2 separate regions of the Homo sapiens genome follow, and region 2 is linked to region 1. The links are chromatin loops, found by intact Hi-C in ENCODE. Cell type or tissue: B cell. All regions are shown on one strand. Each heading gives the region's core, and the rest is flanking DNA. Links, peaks and the distances in the headings are about the cores only.

Evidence for each region. Peaks named below come from ENCODE experiments on the same cell type or tissue, not always from the same donor. Only the 100,000 strongest peaks of a DNase experiment are listed, where the experiment ranks them.
Region 2: it touches region 1 in a loop (6-fold over the local background); 2 of 110 quality-filtered maps call a loop at or near these places.

Annotation. Positions count from the first base shown.
Region 1 is chr7:128,107,504-128,110,412 of GRCh38, reverse strand. No RefSeq gene overlaps it. Among named protein-coding and RNA genes, the nearest start is that of MIR593, 27 kb to the right of the region's middle. RefSeq lists an enhancer at 1,941-2,020. In B cell, for the core only: no CTCF peak of the experiment used is centred there; a DNase peak (open chromatin) is centred at 1,432; H3K4me3 peaks cover 1,550 bases; H3K27ac peaks cover 2,000 bases.
Region 2 is chr7:128,177,298-128,180,206 of GRCh38, reverse strand. No RefSeq gene overlaps it. Among named protein-coding and RNA genes, the nearest start is that of MIR129-1, 29 kb to the left of the region's middle. In B cell, for the core only: no CTCF peak of the experiment used is centred there; a DNase peak (open chromatin) is centred at 1,406; H3K27me3 peaks cover 439 bases.

The sequences.
Region 1 (2,909 bases), core at 326-2,825:
GAACATAAATTGTGAAGATTTCATGGACATTTATCAGTTCCCAAATAATGCTTTTATAATTTCTTATGCCTGTCTTTACTTTAATCTCTTAATCCTGTTACTTTCATAGGCTGAGTATGTACGTCACCTCAGGACCACTGTGATAATTGTGTTAATTGTACAAATTGATTGTAAAACATGTGTGTTTGAACAATATGAAATCAGTGCACCTTGAAAATGAACAGAATAACAGCGATTTTAGGGAACAAGGGAAGACATCCATAAGGTCTGACTGCCTGAGGGGTAGGGCAAAAAGAGCCATATTTTTCTTCTTGCAGAGAGCCTATAAATGGACATGCAAGTAGGGAAGATATCACTAAATTCTTTTCCTAGCAAGGAATATTAATATTAATACCCTGGGGAAGGAATGCATTCCTGGGGGGAGTCTATAAACAGCCGCTCTGGGGACGTCTATCCTATGTGGTTGAGATAAGGACTGAGATATGCCCTGGTCTCCTGCAGTACCCTCAGGCTTACTAGGGTGGGGAAAAACCGGGCCCTGGTAAATCTGTGGTCAGACCAGCTCTCTGCTCTCGAACCCTGTTTTCTGTTGTTTAAGATGTTTATCAAGACAATATGTGCACTGCTGAAGACAGACCCTTATCAGTGGTTCTCCTTTTTGCCCTTTGAAGCATGTGATCTACTCCCTGTTCTTAGACACCCTCCCCTTTTGAAACCCTTAATAAAAAACTTGCTGGTTTGAGGTTCAGGTGGGCATCACGGTCCTACCGATATGTGATGTCGCCCCCGGCGGCCCAGCTGCAAAATTCCTCTCTTTGTACTCTCTCCTTATTTCTCAGCTGGCTGACACTTATGGAAAATAGAAAGAGCCTACGTTGAAATACTGGGGGCGGGTTCCCCCGATACAGAAGAGGCTTTAGCTCAAAGAAAGGAACCCCTGATGCTGGCAGCGAGACATATTTTTGGATTGAGGGGCTTTGTCAGAGCTCTGGATGTGTCGCGTATGTTGACCACATATACACAGCTGCTGCTGGGTCACCTCCAAGTGGCCCAGGCTGCCCTTTGCCCTACACTTGTTGGGACACAGGCCTTTGTCAACCCACCTGGGAACAGGTCTTGGTGGATCAGCGTCTCAGACAGGTCTAGCTAGGTCACATTGACATGCCTCGGGATCTATTTATTACCGTTTCCTCCTGTTTGCAAGATGAAACAACTCAGTAACACGCCTACCCAAGGTCACACACAGTACAGCTTCTTTGATGGAAGCCCAGGTGTGTTCTGTCTCTTGAGTCTAGGCTCTCTTCTTTTTATTTAGGGGGCTGTTTATCCTTTTTCAATGCCATTCCTCTCCTCTCCCTCTCCTTTCAAAAGCCAACCATTCTAAAGTGTTTTGGTTTGTAAGAGTGCAAAATGGTGTGTGTGTGTGTGCATGCGTATGCGTTTGTTGCCTGTGAGTGCTATTTTTAACCTATTTGAGTGGTTCAGAATTACAAATCTCACTTCTGTCTTCCTCTTTCTACTCAGCTCTGCTTTGAACTCTTGCATGCTCTATGTGAACCACAGTTTCCTTCCTGCTACTGAGTCCCATGGTTTGCTTCTGTTGCATCTTACCCAACCAGTCTCCCTGGAGTGGGCCCTCCATCTCCCACCACCTCAAGGAATATTGCTATAGATGTCCTACCCCGTCCTTTTATGAGAGCATGTGAGGAATTTGCGGGGGGTACATGTCAAAAAGAGACATGCAGAACCTCAGGGTGGGCATGTTCCGCACTTGCGTCAGGACTGCCATCTCACCTGCCTCCAACCCATCTACATGGCCTCATGGAATTCTTTTCCACTGTATCATGCAGGCTCCCTAGCTGTGAAACAGAGCACAGTGTCATGTAAGATTGTCAAAGCTGACACTGAGTATAGGTTGTGGTGAGCCAAAAATGTGCGATGAGAAAACCTACAAAGTTGCACTATAGAGACATAAAAATTACAGCCATTGGTGTACTGTTCTATTTTTGCCAAATGACCAGATTGTTTGATCATTCCCAATCTGTGCCTATGCTGGCAGGCTCCCGTTTGCACATCCAGATTGGCCCTCCACCCTGCTCTCTGCCCTGCAGGCAGATCTGACTGGGTGGCACCAGCAGACTCCCTCCATCTCTGGCTTCTGGTTGGTGATGGCTATGGAGAGGCACTGGCAGGGGACGAGGGAGCAGTATGGAGAGGCGCTGGCAGGGGACGAGGGAGCAGTATGGAGAGGCGCTGGCAGGGGACGAGGGAGCAGTATGGAGAGGCGCTGGCAGGGGACGAGGGAGCAGTATGGAGAGGCGCTGGCAGGGGACGAGGGAGCAGTATGGAGAGGCGCTGGCAGGGGACGAGGGAGCAGTATGGAGAGGCGCTGGCAGGGGACGAGGGAGCAGTATGGAGAGGCGCTGGCAGGGGACGAGGGAGCAGTATGGAGAGGCGCTGGCAGGGGACGAGGGAGCAGTATGGAGAGGCGCTGGCAGGGGACGAGGGAGCAGTATGGAGAGGTGCTGGCAGGGGTGAGGGAGCAGTATGGAGAGGTGCTGGCAGGGGTGAGGGAGCAGTATGGAGAGGCATTGGCAGGGGTGAGGGAGCATTATGGAGAGGCGCTGGCAGGGGATGAGGGAGCGCTGGCAGGGGATGAGGGAGCAGTATGGAGAGGCACTGGCAGGGGTGAGGGAGCAGTATGGAGAGGCACTGGCAGGGGTGAGGGAGCAGTATGGAGAGGCGCTGGCAGGGGACGAGGGAGCAGTATGGAGAGGCGCTGGCAGGGGACGAGGGAGCAGTATGGAGAGGCGCTGGCAGGGGACGAGGGAGCAGTATGGAGAGGCGCTGGCAGGGGCGAGGGAGCAGTATGGAGAGGCGCTGGCAGGGGTAAGGGAGCAGGAGAGGAG
Region 2 (2,909 bases), core at 174-2,673, 70 kb before region 1:
AGCCAGTTGTTAGAGCTGCTATAGAGAGAATTCAACTCACCGAGTGAGAGATTGTAACGAGATCCTTTTATAACCGCCAGAATAAAAACACCCTCTTTTATAGCAAATATTTGATAATATCCTCTTATTATCCTGAAATAAAGTAACAGAGTAAAACCCTACTTTTTAAAAACTGACATATTTTTAAAAATCAATAGAATTCCCTAACTGATATATAAAACTAAAATGACATAATTTATAAGAATATGCTTTTCAACATGTAAACCTTCAGGCATGATTATGCATAATAGAATGAAATAATGACGTGCTTGCGTCTATATGTAGAATCATCATGAATGCATGTGATGCAAATGTAGACTGATACAGTGGTGTTGTTTTAATCACTCAATTACTGTTGGGAGCTTTGCCTTCAGAGATGTGATTTTCCAAAATGACACACAACTCTTAGTAAAGTTTTGACATACAATCTCTCGACTTTTCTGGAACTAACATTATGGCTACGTTTTTTTTGTTGTTAGAGACGGGGTCTTGCTATGTTCCCCAGGCAGGATTCAAATTCCTGGGCTCAAGCGATCCTCTCACCTCAGCCTTGCAAGTAGCTGGGATTACAGGCATACACCATGCTCAGTACTCCTTGATTTATATACAGAAACATTCCTAGACAATTAAACTGTTTCTGTTAACCATAGTTCACAGAGAGTCTGGACACGTTTTTACTGCTTGGCAAGGCATTCAGAAGCCATGGGAGGATAGGCACAATAGCTCATGCCTGTAATCCCAGTGCTTTGGGAGGCAGAGGTGGGGAGACTGCTTGAGGCCGGGAGTTTGAGACCAGCCTGGGCAGCATAGCAAGACCTCATCTCTACAAAAAAAAGAAAAAATTAGTTGGGTATGGTGGCATCTGTCTGTAGTTCCAGCTACCCAGGAGGTCGAGACAGGAAGATGGCTTGAGCCTGTGAGTTTGAGGTTATAGTGAGCTATGATGGTGCCACTGCACTCCAGCCTGAGTAACAGAGCCAGACCCTGTCTCTCAATAAATAAATAAAGAAGTAAATAAAGCCATGGGAGTAAGGGACAGAATTTGCTGTGCAGGATTGAATTGTGCATTGCACAAGGCCAGGCATACCTGGCCTATACCTACTAAATATGGGGAGCATTCTTCTAATTGTTGTGCCATTTTAGACATATCCCCACATATGTCCAAAATGCCTATAGGGGTCACCACTGCCTGAGAACCACTGGACTAGTTGTTCACTAAGGTCTCTTCCAACCCCGGGATCCCCGGATTCCTTCAGGAGCTGGAGAGTCAACCCTGGGGCAGGTGAGCCTGCTGGTCTCCATTCTCTACAGCCGTCTGGGCTGGAGGCTGCCTCTGGGGACACAGAGAAGAAGCTGCCTCTGGGGACACAGAGCAGAAGCTGCCTCTGGGGACACAGAGCAGAAGCTGCCTCTGGGGACATCTGTGGGGCTTCCTCCTTCCAAACAGAACTAGCCCAGCTGAGGGACCAGCAGCCCATTAGCCAACATCCCCCAGGAAGAAGGTTCATTGAGTGGGGGTGACTGCCCCTGCATTTGACCTTCCTGAGACAAAGGGCAGGGAAATTTGACCCTGAATATGGTGGCGCCAGTGGTGCTCTCACAGCACCCTTGTCCTTCCTTTCTTGCCCTTTAGTTTGCCTAATCCCCAAACTTGAGGGAAACCACCCACCTTCATTCTGCTCACCTCCTGAGCCTCTGTAGCTGGAAAAAATACAATGCAATGCAGGCTGCTGGGGCCACTGCAGACAGGGGCCCCATCTCCCACCTCTGTCCCACTCCGCAGAGGCCCAGCCACCGACTCAGGCCGCCCAGCCCAGCATTTCCTCCCAGCTGTCAGCAGACGCCTTTGTGCCTTGTCAGAGAACACTGATGGGAACAACGTCCATCTCCCTCTGCTTTCCAAGATTCATTCCTCTATGTGCTCTGAATCCCATCTACTCCCAGCGCCTGGAGATGCAGCTCTGTAGTTACCTTCTCTCCCTCTGCATCTTTAACCACTTAACTTTTTCCTCTTAGCTCAGAAACTGGCTAATGGCCTCATTATCAAACCCCATTGCTAGTCCCCATCTCCTGCTTACATTCTCTGCAGCACTTTACTCCACAGTCATGCTCTTCCTCCTGAATGTGTTTTTGTTTCCAGGAGTTCTGTTTCCTCTTCTGATCCGTTCTTTCAAGTTTTGTCTTCGCTGGCTCCTTCCCACTCTCCAACCTCCCTCCCCACTTCTCCTTTTCTTCTTCCTCCAATCCACCTTTGAATAATGTGGTCCCAGTGTCTGTTCTCCTCTCCCTTTCCCACCCTAAGTTACTCCACTCACTCCTATGGCTTCAGCAGCCCCCTGGATGCTGCTGACACCCTGATCTACTTCCAGCCTCGGCTTCTCAGCTCCAGTCCTGAATTCACAATTTCCTGCTCCACCTGTCCAGGCTCGCTCTGCCTCCAGAGTTCTGTTTTTTGTTTGTTTGTTTGTTTGTTTGTTTGTTTGAGATGGAGTTTCACTCTGTCGCCCAGGCTGGAGTGCAGTGGCGCAATCTTGGCTCACTGCAACCTCCGCCTCCTGGGTTCAAGCAATTCTCCTGCCTCAGCCTCCTGAGTTGCTGGGATTACAGGCAAGCGCCACCACGCCCAGCTAATTTTTGTATTTTTAGTAGAGATGGGGTTTCACCATGTTGGCCAGGCTGGTCTTGAACTCCTAACCTCGTGATCCACTCGCCTTGGCCTCCCAAAGTGCTGGGATTACATGCATGAGCCACTGTGCCCGGCGCTCCAGAGTTCTTTATCTCACTGAATGGTGCCACCTCCACGAAGTTGCCTGAACTACACATCTGGGAGTCATGCTCATCCTCACTCCTTCTCACCCTGTATGCAATCT